2 separate regions of the Homo sapiens genome follow, and region 1 is linked to region 2. A link is a contact called in ENCODE Hi-C or POLR2A ChIA-PET data. All regions are on one chromosome and are shown on one strand. The core of a region is the stretch at or near the end of the contact, and the rest is flanking DNA. Distances in the headings are between cores, read along the strand shown. Region 1 overlaps LOC101928004 (a long non-coding RNA gene). Region 2 overlaps LY86 (lymphocyte antigen 86).

What was found. Hi-C counts contacts between places; a loop is a spot of excess contacts on that map. ChIA-PET counts read pairs that join two places held with the same protein, here RNA polymerase II (POLR2A). Pooled maps may share reads with other maps.
Region 1: a pooled map shows a loop between it and region 2 (2.1-fold over the local background). The contact joins two enhancer-like sites. A Hi-C loop is called at or near these places in 1 of 50 pooled maps. POLR2A ChIA-PET finds 5 or more read pairs at or near these places in 2 of 52 experiments (MCF 10A and activated naive CD4-positive, alpha-beta T cell).

Annotation. Positions count from the first base shown.
Region 1 is chr6:6,744,804-6,752,421 of GRCh38, reverse strand. The region is part of intron 2 of LOC101928004 (a long non-coding RNA gene); the gene reads left to right. It overlaps LOC105374901 (a long non-coding RNA gene), which reads left to right. Exons shown (of 2, transcript NR_187807.1): 2 at 1-516. Among named protein-coding and RNA genes, the nearest start is that of LY86-AS1, 130 kb to the right of the region's middle. RefSeq lists enhancers at 555-1,172, 1,793-2,410. Within about 2 kb of position 2,254, at least 27 of the 41 ENCODE cell types and tissues checked have a DNase peak (open chromatin) inside an H3K27ac peak, as active enhancers do.
Region 2 is chr6:6,653,715-6,660,682 of GRCh38, reverse strand. It overlaps LY86 (lymphocyte antigen 86), which reads right to left. Exons shown (of 5, transcript NM_004271.4): 5 at 5,701-6,139. The coding sequence ends at 6,056. Among named protein-coding and RNA genes, the nearest start is that of LY86-AS1, 34 kb to the right of the region's middle. RefSeq lists a silencer at 6,636-6,826. Within about 2 kb of position 5,547, at least 6 of the 41 ENCODE cell types and tissues checked have a DNase peak (open chromatin) inside an H3K27ac peak, as active enhancers do.

The DNA of each region.
Region 1 (7,618 bases), core at 1,005-3,504, 95 kb before region 2:
TGTGCTGGGCCGGCTCCTGGACAAGCTGAAGCCGAGGACTGCAGCAACTCTTCCCATCATCACCCTGGCTGCTGTGGGGAAGCTGGCAGTTTTCTGGAAGACTGCTTGCTTGGAATGCTTAGCATCCTCCCAGGCTTCTGACTCTCCACTGGGGATGCAGAAGGTCTGCATTGCAGTTTAATCCACTACTGAGAATTCCTGTGCTTCTAGAAACCATCCTCTCACCTCCGAGGGACTCCATCTTGTCAGCTGCCCAGAGGAGACAAAACGGAACACTGCCCCATGGCTCAGTGCTTTGCACAGTTGTCAGCTCCTTGGCTGGCAAGCATCAGATTGATTAAAAGGAGGTTTTCTCAGACATAATCCTGCCCACTAGCCAGCCAAACATGTATGCAAAATGAATGGCAGTACTGGGAGGGGCTCTGTCCAGCCACCCTGGACATGGGTGTGAGTGTGCATGTGGGGTGTGGGTGTGTGCATTGTGAAAGTAAAAAGGGTGTGGGGTACAGAAAGAAATGGTCTTGTTTTCGATTCTATCATCGTTTTACGACCTCTGGCTCCATTTCCTCCTCTGGAGTTAAGGGAGCGAACTGTCGCCAGCCAGTCCCAGCCCTGTGATCTCTGCGCTGGTTTGTGTAGGCGGCTCCAGAGACACAGATGCAAGACTTGCGTGTCTCAAACTTGAAAAGGAACAAATTGCTGGGGGAGGGGGAGGGGGAGGGGAAAGGGTGTGGCTGCCTGCACACCCATCTGCCCCTCCTGAAACACTGCCACCCTTGAATGCATATCCAGGAGCTCCTTGGAATCTCAAAATACATCACGTATATTAGGATTTAGCTCCCTGCTCCCCACTGCACACTCACACCCTGCTGCACTGTGAGGATGGGCAGGCTGGTGTCACTCTCATTTTAAAAAACGTGGGTTTGTTCAGCGGCATGGGCTCTGAGGAGACCCTTGGGATGTGTGGATACCAGCTTTGGTAAAACCAGTGAGCAGGTGGCTGGAGGGACACTGTGGCCCCTCCTCTGGGCAGTACAAAGGCCTCCTCCCAGGCCCAGCTCCAGAACCAGGCTCTGTGCCTTGTCTACCTGCTGCCTGGCCTCAGGCCTTCCTCCTCCTCTGAGGGCCCTGGCATCCTAGAAGGCTGGGCTGCCTCTTCTGCCTGCCCTCCTGCTCCCTGTTCAGGCTTCCTACAAACACCTTCTCAACTCCAGAGGCTGCAATTAGCATTTTACAGCAGACAATCCAAGGCTAACACAGATAATGTCATGGACAGCACTGCTTTTATTCCCCTCTGGGATTAATGTCCTATGAATAAACATTCCACAAAGCCTATATTCATAGAAACGCTTATGATGTGGAATTGGAGCCAAATGGTGCCTATGGACAGCCTGGGACAAGGGAGCGTGGAGAGAAGGTGGGCTCAGGGGGAGAGGGGAAGCTGGGGGCTGCTTGCTCAGTGATTTGGAAGCTGCTGCATTGGTACAGTGCCATCAGTCTTCGTAGGCAGGACTTCAGACCAGGCAGGACAGGAGACCAAGCAGGGAGCTCAGGGAACCATGTCAGTCTCCACAGTGGAGTCTGGACTCCGGAGCTCTCGCCACGGTGTCCCACAAGCAACAGAAGAGACTCGGGGGTGGCAGGGTGAGGGAAGTAACACCTATGAGCTGATCCGTTCAGCGGAGAACTGGAGGTGGGCTCATTTGATATTGCGATTGCTCAACATCAAATCCCTTCAGGAGCTGCCATGTGCTTGCTTGACTGATTACATTTTTGTTTTTGAAAATAAAAAAATCTGTAGTATAGACAGCAAAATGTTAAAGCTGATGAGTGGGTACTTGGGCCTTTGATCTATTATTTCTGCATATTTCTACGTATTTAAATTATTTCATAATTTTATATATATATATATATATATATTTATTTATTTAAAAAGGAGGAACTGGATATTCTTTATTTCATTTGGCAGAAGCTGTTTTGGGAAGTCCGTCTTACCCATGCACTTTCCCTTCCCACCTGCTTTGTGAAGGTTCCAGACAGGGCCAGGAACACTGCGTTCCTTGACCGGCAAGGTTTTGTATCCCTGCTCCCCCCTCCCCCTGCACCTCTGCAGAGGAGCAGCACAATTCCAGCTTTGGCATACCCGGGAACCCCGGTGCTGGCCTCGCTGCACCCTCACAGCTCAGCTAATTCCAAGACGTGCAGGCAGCGCACTGCCTCTGTCTCTGCTGTAAACAACCAGCATGAATCATCGCGGAAGTCAGTAGTCATCTCTCCCCCGTTTGCAAAGACTGGGGAACTGCAGCATCACAGGGTGACCCGCTGGAAGCCACAGAGGGAAGATAACCTGGAGGGAAAACTAGAGCTGAAAAGCTGCAGCTGGGATTGAAGGCTGGAGGCTGGAGCAGTGAGCCCTTCTGTTCTGAGTAGGGCTGGGCTCTCCCAGCAAAGGGCCTGTGTCACCAGCAGCGACCGCTCAGGGGAGCCTTGGTCGCTGAATGGCTCTTTGGGTGGTGTGGTCTCCCTCTGGCCAGACCTACAGAGTGGCCCTCCAGCACCCAGCCTTGCTGAGTCCCTGCAGGCCTGCTCTGAGGGAAGGGGCTGATAGTTCAGACGTTCAGAGAAGGTGCCTGGTGGCTCCGGAACTGGTAAGACTATGTTCCAATGCTCGCAGCTGCTAGGAGTTACCAGGAGGACGTGATCAGGAGAAGCACTTGGCTTGAGCAGAAGGCATGGTTTCTAGGAGACTGGAATTGTTTCTTGGACCCCACCTCTACTTCTGTCTTTCCTGGACATTTTGCATCCAGAGTATGCTCTTATAATGTGACCATCATTTTGCTAAACTGTTTGGAATAAATTATACCCGGAATAAAATCTAAGTGCCTAGGGTCCTCTCAGAGAGTTCCCTTGGGTCTGATTTTATGAGAAACCACTTGCTATAGCCTCAGAAGCAGTTAAGACCCCCCAAATATTTTCAAACCAGTGTAAGTGGCTTGGATTTTTAAAAAGTGCTCCTTTTACAGAGAAATTGTAATTTTGTTGTTGAATTATACATTTTTAAGTCAAGACTTGAAGTATAGTTACTACATCATCATATATAAAATGTTTTCTTTGGGTATGGCTGCTGCAGCCCTTAGAAACCAACGTCATCACTGAGAGTGTCACAGACTTTAACAGTCCAGCCTTCTGTTCCGCCAGGGCACTTGAGGATCTGTTCTATTTGCTGCTTTAAAATAACAGCCCTCCCTTATTCTGAGGAGAGGCAAGGATCCATCGGCCTGGACTATTTATCAGTGGTTTCTGAAGACAGGAGAATGTTTATTTTGTGAGAACATTTGTCCTACCTTAATTTGCAAGGGACTTAAAAAGTAGCCACCATGAAACACAATAGTAAATATTTGATTCTTGTGAAACAGGTTAATGTTTGTGATGGAATTTCTTCTACATCAGAGCACCTTAAAAATCATTTTCCAATGGTCCCAATTTTTGTGTTTTCAGAGCCCTTGGACAGGAGGCGTTGCAGGTGCCGGGCATTGGAGGGACCTCACGCTCCGCGTTTCCTTCCCTAGCAGAGCTCAAACGACCTGCTGCCGCATCGGGCATTGTTCTCTCCCTCCTCACCCAGAGGAAAGTCCCCATGGCCCATTTTCTGAGCTGTGCTTTTCCACTCTTTCGTAATCTATTATTGTGACCTTGAGATGCAGAGAGAGAAGGCTTTGGCAGGACGCACTGCCTTTGGAACCAGAGCTGCTGCTATCTGTGCCCTGGACCACATGCTCCATGGCCATGGCCGTGCCAGTCCTACTGGTTCCTCTGCAACCGCCACCCAAGTCAGCGCCTGCAGGAGCGTGGACACTGAGAGGACTGGGACAGCGAGGAAAGTGTGCTTACAGAAGGGCCGTGTGTGTGTGTGTGTGTGTGTGTGTGTGTGTGTGTGTTAGAGATGCACAGAGGTACAGACACAGGAAAGAAAGAGACCAAGAGAATCTGCCTTTAAAGTAGACTTCAAGTTATTTGTTTCTAGGACTGTACCTGATAGATTTGATTCTCACCAAACTCAGTTGCAAAAACTCTATCCAGGGAAAGGAATCTGCAAGCCGGAGGCACGGAGCCGTGGGGACTCAGGGGCAGGAGGACTGTGGTCACCCTTGGGTCCCCACACTCGTGTCCCCGTTCCCTGCAGCCCCGTTCTTCTCTCTGTCTTCACCCTGCTTTGCGTGGGCAGATGCTCCTGCCAAAGCTTACTTCATCAGATGAAATGAAGGGGAATCTGATTTGCCACTAATTGGACTTAGTGTAGGCAATTAGGGTTAAGCTGCGATGAGGGAACCACCAGACGCTGGGATTTTCATCACAGTCCTGAGAAATTCTTCCAGAATTTAAGTGGTTGCAAATCACGATATTAGTTTACAGTGGCAATATTTTAAATCAGTTTAAAACAGGATATTGGCCGCCTGGAAATAGCCAGCTCAGGCATTGCCGTTATATAGATATAAATGTACATAATGTGTGTATGTGCATATATGTGTCTATACACAGACATATACACATATATACACACATATACACATACACTGTACACTTCTATATTTTTATATATACACCATATATATAAAAAGATAGTCAGTGGTGAGACTATATATGCATATCTCTCGCCAGGTGAACAAGGGCATTTAACAGGCACACAGGGTGTTTCCCTTTTCCTTTTCTCAGTTGCCTCATCTTCAATTCCTGTCTGGAATCAATCATTCACAGATAATGAGGCTAGAGCAACAGTTCCTGGGCCGTCTATCTCCTCCCGTGAAAGGAGTTTTCACTCTGCATGGGGCTTGCAGTATTTTAAGCCATCACCTCATCAGCACTTGTGGCGATGCTTCTGCCATGCCGCTGTTCAAATCTTAGAGCCTGCCCTGCAAGCAGAAGCATCCATTTCACCTACTGGTGCATTCAGTCATTTCATCCTTCACTTAGTATCCAACAAACACTTACTGATTGCTTGCTCTCCGGACAGCCCTGTGGACACCACCAATGGGGTGGGAGATGCATGTGTTATGTGTGACTGCATACGTGTGGTATGTGCGTATCTTCATGTGTCTCTGTGTATGTGTGTGCTATGTGAGTAAGCATGTGTATGTGTGTGTCTGTGTATATATAAATATATGTGTGCCTCTGTATCTCTGTGTGTTTGTATCTGTGTTGCGTGTGTTTGTGTGTGTCAGTGTCTGTGTGTGCGTGTGTCTGTGTCTCTGGGTATGTCTGTGTGTGCTTATGTGTGTGTCTGTGTCTGTGCATGTCTGTGTGTATGTCTGTATGTGTGCATCTGTCTATATGTGTGTATGTCTCTGTGTCTGTGTGTATATGTCTATGTCTCTGCGTGTCTGTGTGTGTCTGTGCATGCATGTGCATGTGTCTGTGTGTTCCTGTGTGTATCTGTGTGCCTGTGTGTGTGAGCTCACAGCTCTGGAACTTACATGCAGAAATAGGCATACACAATCGTGCCCACACACACCAGTTGCATGCTTATTCCTACTCTGTGGCTCTCAGGCTGCATGAGTAAGTCCCCAAGCCATTTCCCTCCCCGGTCAGAGCAGCCACCTGCTTTCAGGACAGCAGCTGCCATTTATGTTTCCATTTCTGGCACCCAGTGACCTCGCTGAGAGCGGCTGAGGAGAAACAGACACCGACACCCCGTCCTTATCTGCAGCAGCTCCCACAGAACCACAAAAAGGGGTATCTTCAAGGGTGGTGGCACAAAGCAAGGACGGCGATGACGGGGGTCAGGAAGCTGCTCAGGACATTGCATCGCCCCAAACTTTCTCCCCACAAATGCAGTTGCCTCTGCCCTGATTACGATTCCTGCCAGATACTCCGAGCAGAATGCACTTTTGCCATGGCCAGGCATTTTCCATGTTACTCTGTGCCAGCGGTGGCTCTGCATCTGAGACCTGCCATTCTGCACACTCAGGATTAGGTCTTAGTTTGGGAGCTGGGGCTCTCGGTCACTCCCAGCCCCCAGCAGGCAGATGTGCAGACCCCCTCGCAGGGGACATGCAGTGATCAGAAAGATCTAGGGAATATGGTGTGGTAGAGCAGCCCCGGGGACTCTCTAGATCCGACCCCAGAGGGTAAGTGGGACGTGGCAGCTTTCATTCAGCTGCAGGGGAGGTGAAGCCTTCCTCTAAGCCCCTGAAATTGACAGGTGACAGCGTCCTGGCCGCCCTTACACACTCTCCGCGCCTCCCCGGCCTTGGCGCCCACTCTGGCAGAGCTTGAGGAGCCCTTCAGCCCGCCGCTGCACTGTGGGAGCCCCTTTCTGGGCTGGCCGAGGCCGGAGCCGGCTCCCTCAGCTTGCGGGGAGGTGTGGAGGGAGAGGCGCGAGCGGGAACCGGGGCTGCGCGCGGCGCTTGCGGGCCAGCGCAAGTTCCGGGTGGGCGTGGGCTCCGCGGCCCCGCACTCCGAGCGGCGGACCGGCCCGCAAGCCCCGGGCACTGAGCGGCTTAGTGCCTGGGCCAGCAGCTGCTGTGCTCGATTTCTCGCCGGGCCTTAGCTGCTTCCCCACAGGGCAGGGCTCGGGACCTGCAGCCCACCATGCCTGAGCCTCCCCCCACACCGCCGTGGGCTCCTGCATAGCCCAAGCCTCCCCGACAAGCGCCGCTCCCTGCTCCACGGCGCCCAGTCCCATCGACCACCCAAGGGCTGAGGAGTGCGGGCACAGGGCGCGGCACTGGCAGGCAGCTCCACTTGCGGCCCCGGTGTGGGATCCACTGAGTGAAGCCTGCTGGGCTCCTGAATCTGCTGGGGACTTGGAAAATGTTTAGTCTAGCTACGGGATTGTAAATACACCAATCAGCACTCTGTATCTAGCTCAAGGTTTGTAAACACACCAATCAGCACCCTGTGTCTAGCTCAGGGTTTGTGAATGCACCAATTGGCACTCTGTATCTAGCTCAAGGTTTGTAAATACACCAATCCACACTCTGTATCTAGCTAATCTAGTGGGGACGTGGAGAACTTTCGTGTCTAGCTCAGGGCTTGTAAACGCACCAATCAGCACCCTGTCAAAACGGACCAATCGGCTCTCTGTAAAATGGACCAATCAGCAGGACGTGGGTGGGGCCAGATAAGGGAATAAAAGCAGGCTGCCGCGCTAGCAATTATAACCTGGTCGGTTTTCTTTTGTGGTGTGTGTTTATATTGTGCGAGTTCTGTTCTTTTGTTCTGCGGTAAATCTTGTTGTTGTTTGCTGTTTAGGTCTATGTTCCCTTTATGAGCTGTAACGCACACCATGAAGGTCTGCGGCTTGGCTATTGAGTCAGTGAGAGCGTGAACCTACTATTAGAAGAAAAACTCTGAATACGTCTGAACGTCAGAAAGAACGAAGTTTGGACACATTGTCTTTAAGAACTGTAACACTCACCCCAAGGGTTTATGGATTCATTCTTGAAATCAGTGAAACCAAAAGCTTTCCAAAGTTTAACACACAGGGTAAGTCTGGGGTGGTCCAGCCTAGATAAGGGTTTGGTTTGCTGGGGTGATTTAATGTAGGATTATTGTCGGGCATAAGGGCAGTTTCTGACAGCTGGGGAGGATTGTAAAGAAAACCCATAATCCTTCAGCC
Region 2 (6,968 bases), core at 4,298-6,797:
GGGCTAGGGAGAGAGCTGGGACCCCAGGCCATTCCTCCCACTCTGCCTCCGCCCCCAGGAGCTTGTCCACAACATGTAGGCACCAGGACCTCCAGTGTCCCAGCCAACCTTCAAGGGCCAGCATGTTCCCTCCTTCTACCGTGAAGCCAAGCCACGTGTCCTCCCCGCCTCAAAGCCCCCCACAGTGCTTTGTTCTTGTCTTGTGCTGCTTACCATGGTTTCTCCATCACAGGAGATTTTTGGTACTCTTCTTCTTCCCTTTTCCTAAAAGATAAGCTGAGTTTGAATTGGGATTATACTATATATTATTTATTTTTTATATTTGATGTATTGTGCTTAATACAATGCTCAGCAAACCGTAGGTGCTGACTAAAGATTTACGAAGGGAAAGAAGAAAACAGTGAAAAAGCCAGATTATGCTTATGGCACATTCACCCAGGTGGGTTTGACAGTGAGTGACCAAAAGCTTTTGTGGAAGAGCATGAACAAATCATGAAACTGACTAGTATTCATGATCCCTTTTTGTTCTGTGCTGTCATCATTGAGTTAATGTAACTGTCATTAGCCTACCTTTGTTTTTAGCTCATTTGCTGCTTGAGTTAACACATTCTGCAAGCCTGCAACTAAAACCATGAAGTGTTTCTTTATTATATGGTGTCTTTCCAAACAGCCAAGCAACATTAGGTAGAAAGAGCCTGGATTTGGAGTGAGACAGAATTGAATCCTGGCTCACTGATGGAGCTCACAAGCCTGGGGAACCTTAGGCCAGTTCCTCAATTTCTCTAAACCCAGACTTCCTCTTCTATCACGTGGACCATTGTGTTACGCACCCACAGGCTGTTCTGGAGATGAAGTATTGAGATGCAGGCCGAGCACAATGCTGGCGCAGAGAGCCTGCACAAATCGTTGTTAGCTTTTACACAATTATTATTATCATGGTGGTTGTTCTGCCTTCTCAGATGTTATCTTTCTGCACTCACATATATTAATCTTTGTAGTTTATGTGGAAACCTTATTGCATCCCCTTGATTATGTCAATGATGTTCTCTGGCTCTTTCTTGAATTTTCTTCTACCACTTCTGAGTGAAGAAAAGGAAAGAAATGATATGATAAAGTCTTCGGTGGCAGGGATATTTTCTGTTTTTCCACCCTTGGGTGGGTTTCAGGGAAATCCAGAAAAATACCAGCTGGCAGAAGGTATCATTGTTTTTGGCTAAAGGAACATTGATACATACCCTTTTCCACAGAAGTGAGGAGACCAAACCACTGGAGGAAAGGAGGTGGTTTTGTGTCACATGTGAAAAGAAAGCTGGGCGCAAGGGGAGAAGAATATTTCAGGCCAGAGCATTTGAATGCAGCTGAAGGCTTCCGTTCCACACTAAGTAACTGAAGACATTTACAAACTAGATGAAAATAACTCTTTTATAAGCCCTATAGGACCCCTGCTTGCCTGATAAAATGATTGGAAAATTAGGTAGACTAACTTGTTTTGCTGATTGAGAAAAATACGGCCAATTCAAACCTGCAGTTGAACTGTTGAGATAATAAACTCCGCCATTCTAACGAGTCTGGGTTGTCATCAGGATGTGGCCCTTTCTGTTCTCGTGCTAGCTATTTTGGATTATCTTTCCTGAAGGCAGACGTAATTGTTACATTTGCAGATGTCACATTTAGTTATGCAGGCATTGGGTGTGTGTCTTTGTGTGCAGGAAACAAGTTTAATTAAAAAAATACACGTATTTTCTTTTTTTTTTTTTTTTTTGAGACAGAGTCTTGCTCTGTCACCCAGGCTGGAGTGCAATGGCATGATCTCCGCTCACTGCAACCTCTGCCTGCCTCCCGGGTTCAAGTGATTCCCCTGCCTCAGCCCCCTGAGTAGCTGGGATTACAGGCATGTGCCACCACGCCAGGCTGATTTTTGTATTTTTAGTAGAGACGGGGTTTTACCACGTTGGCCAGGCTGGTCTCGAACTCCTGACCTCAAGTGATCCGCCCACCTCGGCCTCCCAAAGTGCTGGGATTACAGGAGTGAACCACCACACCTGGCCCACATTTTCTTTCATAGGCCCTTTTGGCCTGGTTATATTGTTTCTGTTTGGGGGCCAGAAAGGTGTATCCAAATGTTTTCCTTAAATTCTTTTCAGAGTTCATGGCCCAGGGAACATGCCCCCATGCCAGGTCTAATAAAACTAGCTACACTTAGAAGAAATCAAGATGCCAAGGGACCATCTCAGGACCCAGAAGGGAATGTGGGCTTATGGGTGAGGGCTGGGCTTCTAGGATTGTTTGCTCTGATGATGTAGGAGGATGGGAGAGGTAAATTAGGAAAAGAGGCTTTAGCACTGCAAGTGAACACCCACCTTAACATAATAATGACTTATTTTTATTGAGTGACGTGCCAGGCCCTATTCTCAGCATTTTACATGCATTTTCTCATTAATTCTCACACTGTCTCTACAAGATAGGTACTATTATTATGGTCAGCACCTACAGATGAGGAAACTGGGGCTTAGACAATAAAAGTCACTTGCCCAGTGAACAGCTAGGAGAGAATTAGAACTTAAAACTGGCCTAATTCGAGACATGATCTGGACATGTCCTTTGGCCTAGTTTGAAACATGCCCTTCCTCTCCCTTTACCCCTTGGCAACTTCCCCAGTTTCCACTTAAGGATATGTGTGGTTCCAGTGGGAATAACTCTGATCCAGGTCTAGGGGTGGGGCATGTGACATAGGCTAAGCCAATCAGGGTAGGGTCAAAGTGATTGGTCAGGATGTTACTGAGCCAGCAATGGGCTCACTGCCTAATGTGCATTGTGGCCAATCCCACTGCACTGGCTTTTAAGAAAAGAAAAGGTTTACTGCAAGTCTACCAGCAAGGAGACAGGAGGAAACACTCCAACCTGTCTCTGCAAGTTGGAGTTTAGGACAGGTTTTATAAGCATGGGGTCATGAGGCATGATCTGATTGGATTTTGCAATGAGGTGATGCTGGGAGGCATAATCTGATTGGATCTTGCAATGAGGTGATGCTGGGAGGCATGATCTGATTGGATCTTGCAATGAGGTGATGCTGGGAGGCATGATCTGATTGGATCTTGCAATGAGGTGATGCTGGGAGGCATGATCTGATTGGATCCCGTCATGGGGTGATGCTGGAAACTGATATGATTGGATCCTGGATCCTGACATGCCGTGTTCACTTCTTAATTAAGTTCCCACTCCTCAGTCTTGCACTGAGGTCCCCCTGTGGTCGCATACTTGGTTCATCTGGGCATGCTCGGGTTACATAACCTTCAACCTGGAGTCCACGGCAACCGAAAAACAACTCACAACTTTATCATATAAGAGTTGAGCCAGATTGGTCTGCTGTGGTTACAAGGAGAGGTCATGTGACCCAAGCCATTCTAATCAGAATGAGTAACAGGGTTTTGGGATAAAGGTCTCTTTTGCCTTCTGTACTGTGGACAGTGTGGATGTGAGGTCTCCAGCTACTGAAATGATTTGCTATTGTGGGACAGACTGTCTGAGGGTAAAGGCAATATTCCAGGAGACCCGAGGTGGAAGAACTGTGGAGAAATGGAGGTGAAGAGCCGATGATGAATGAACCTCAGCAGCAAACGCTGGCTGACACCTAAACCACCCTGGGACTCAGTAGTCATGGGAGACAACCTAGTCCCCTATGCATAAGCCAGATTCAATTGAGTTCTCTGTTCCTCATAGCCAAAACGTTCTAAGAGATGCGATCACACTGTCCTGAGGGGCTTTATCAGCATTCTGCCTAGACTCTAGCCTGACAAAGCTTCCCTTGGGCACTGGAATGTTCCTCAAAAATATTTTTTAAAACGTTCTATACGTAACGATGGAAATTGCCCTCAAAATATAAAGAAGGGCTGGTGGGCACTCCAATGTCTGAAGCTGGCTGATTTTCATAATAATTCCTTAATTGTGGCAGCACTGCATCATCCTGAACCAAGCTGTTTTTTTTTTTTTTTTCTTCAGAAGAGTTTATTGAGGACACATTTTTGGAGTTGTTGATAGTGATTTTTGAAACAGTAGCAATTCTCTTTACAGGAGAAGTCAATTTAGTTTGATAGATTGTCTGGGCACTTTGACCCCACCCCAGCCAGTAACCACACAATGGCTAGCCTGAGAGGGCTCGGCTTGGGGTCACCCACCTCCCCTGACAACCCTGCTTCCTGGGCTGGCCCTTTCAAAGTCATCTTAGTTACTACATCCTGCCAGAGTGTTAAATAATGACAGACTCTAGCGTTTCTCCTAGCAGGGCTGTTCGTATTCCAAGAGGAGACTCCTGAACATTGAAATATGTTTTCAACTTGCTGGAATAAAACTAATGGTGAAATTTAAGGCCCATGACAGGACACTAAGAAAAGACATATTCTGGGACAAAGAAACATTTTTTTTTCTCTCAAATCATGTCCTTAGTGAAACGGCTGTGTACTTGTATATTCAGCTATGACTAGGATAGTCTCCATATATGGAAATTCCAGTTTAACACAAACCTATAGCATCTGAAACTTTCTCTCTCCCTCCCTCTCTCTCTCACGCACACGCACCCACACAGTCAATTTAAAGAAGAGGGCAAAGGGATTGGGAAGGGACTGGCTGAGTTCCACCTGTGTCTTTGGAAGGCTGTGACAGCTGTCTTGTACTGTTAGAACATGTGCGTACACAGAGTCTAGCCAGGGACTTTACTACTTGTGGTGATGGTTACTGAAAAGGGAGAGAGGTGAATGTCTCAAGCTAGAGGGAATGGCCAGGGGCAGGAATCATTTGCTATTCTTGTGCGTAACACCGTCACCCCCATGTACGTTCAGAGGTTTGCTCCTGAGCCTAGTATGACCACGCACGTCTTTTCCCTCGAGCATTATGGGCCTAGGCAAGGACGCTGCTGCAATTTTGCCTGCTCATAACCCAGAAAACCTCAGATGCTGGTTTTAAAGTTTGACAGGCATTTTTGACCTGCTATTCTAGGTGGTTTACTGATGTATAAACAGTGATTAATAGCAACTACTGTTTTTTAAACTATGGAATTTTTTTCTCTTTTAATCTCTAATATAGTGGCATTTTTATGAATGATAGTGTCAACTCACCCACCTTACTCCAGCCCCTTAGCAGGAGCAAGAGGGCCAGCAGGGACACTGGAAGGACAGGGGCGTCGGATGGTGAAGGGGCTATGCAGCCCACCATGCGATCAGTGCATCCCAGGAGAGAAGACGGGGCCGCAGAAATGGCTCTGGAAGTAGCATGGGCAACATGCTCATTTACGGAGAGCATCGTAGAAGACAACTTAAGAACACAGCACCTGATACACATTAAGTGTTCAGGAGTTATTCCTTGCATTCATTAATGAATGCAGTAATGAACGCCAGCATATGCTGAGGTCAAGTGTAATCATGCTTTGAGGGATGAAGGTGAAATGAATGTTTGGATAAGCGAGAGTATGATGTCCCTATTCGTGAGGTTGCATCAGCTTCTCGGCCCTCATGGTCCAAGGGTGGGGGCCTGCCCAGGAGAAGCAATGGCACATTTTCCCAGTGTTCTAATTTTAGCCAGGCTGTCACCCTCCTGAATTTCTTGGAACTGCTTATGCTGCACCAGCATCCGGCACTGTATCTGGAGGAAATGACTTTTTAACTACAGCATTGTAGTAAGATTCTTTGAACAAACCACAATGAACAATGGTGGCCAGCTTTCTTTATTCTTGGTAACTGTGAGGAAGCACTCCTAAAAAGTTGAAAAGCAGGTGAGTCTGGTGGGAGGCGACCAATTAGAGAAAAAGGATGGACCCTCAAGACTGCTTAAGGACTGCCAAGAGGCTCCTTAGAAACAGATACATTCGGGGACTTCATTACATCTGTGGAGTCTGGGGATGTCTGGTCCTGGGACTAAAATTAGCAGCTGCACTCTTTGGGGGCGCTTCTTTGTAGAGCCTCTCTCTGTCATCAGCTGCTTCTCCTCCCACAGTAGGTTCAGTCAGAGGAGCTTGGAGGTCCCACGAGATGCAGCTGGCTGTGATTTTTGCTACAGGCCACAGTCAGGAGCACATGATAGTAGCATTGGCACAGGCCACGGTGGACCGTTTTTCAGTGTACAGTTCCAGCAAAACCTGGTATTCTCCCTGCAAGGGGCACAGGTCAAGTATTAGACGTGTGACCCACAGTACAATTAACCATTTAACAAATATTTACAGAGAAACTTTTATGTGCTGGGTGCTGTTCTGGACATTGTGGATAACGTAGAACAAGACAAGCCAACCCCTGCCCTGTGGAGCTGACAGCATCTCTGGGAGAGACAGACCACCCTTATGATATGTGACTATGTATGGTGTGTCAGGTGCTCATGTCATGGAGAAAACTCATGCAGGAAGGGAGTGGATGGAAGCACTGGATGGGTCAAGGCAAGTGCTGGTCTGCAATTTTGAGCAGGGTGGTGAAAGGAGGCCCTGCTGAGACGACGACATTTAGGCAAAGACCTGAAGCAGATGCAAGAAGGTGCAGTGCTGCTATGGGCTGGGGCCCCCACCTTAGAGGGGCAGAAGGAGGCCAGTGGGGCTGCAGGGAGTGGGGGGATGGGGGGGGTGAGGTAAGGGCAACACAGGAGGCCAGACTCTTAGGGCCTCAAAGGCCATGGTGGGGACATCAGCTTCCACTCTGAAAGGGACTCTGGTCAGGAGAGGGTGGCCTGCCCTGGCGCCTGTGTCGGTAAGATCCCTCTGGCTGCCTCACTGAAAAGCCCAGATGGGAGGCGATTGCAGGAATCCAGGTGAGAGATGAAGATGACTTGGAGTAGAGGTGGAGGTGGGGGAAGGCTTTGGGTGCCAGAGAGATTTTGAAAGAACAGCCAATAGGATCCGCTGAGGAAACGCAAGTGGGTGGGAGAGAAAGAAATGGGTTAAAGGTGACTCCAAGGCTCCTGGCCTGAGCAACTGGAAGGAGAAAGGTTTGTAT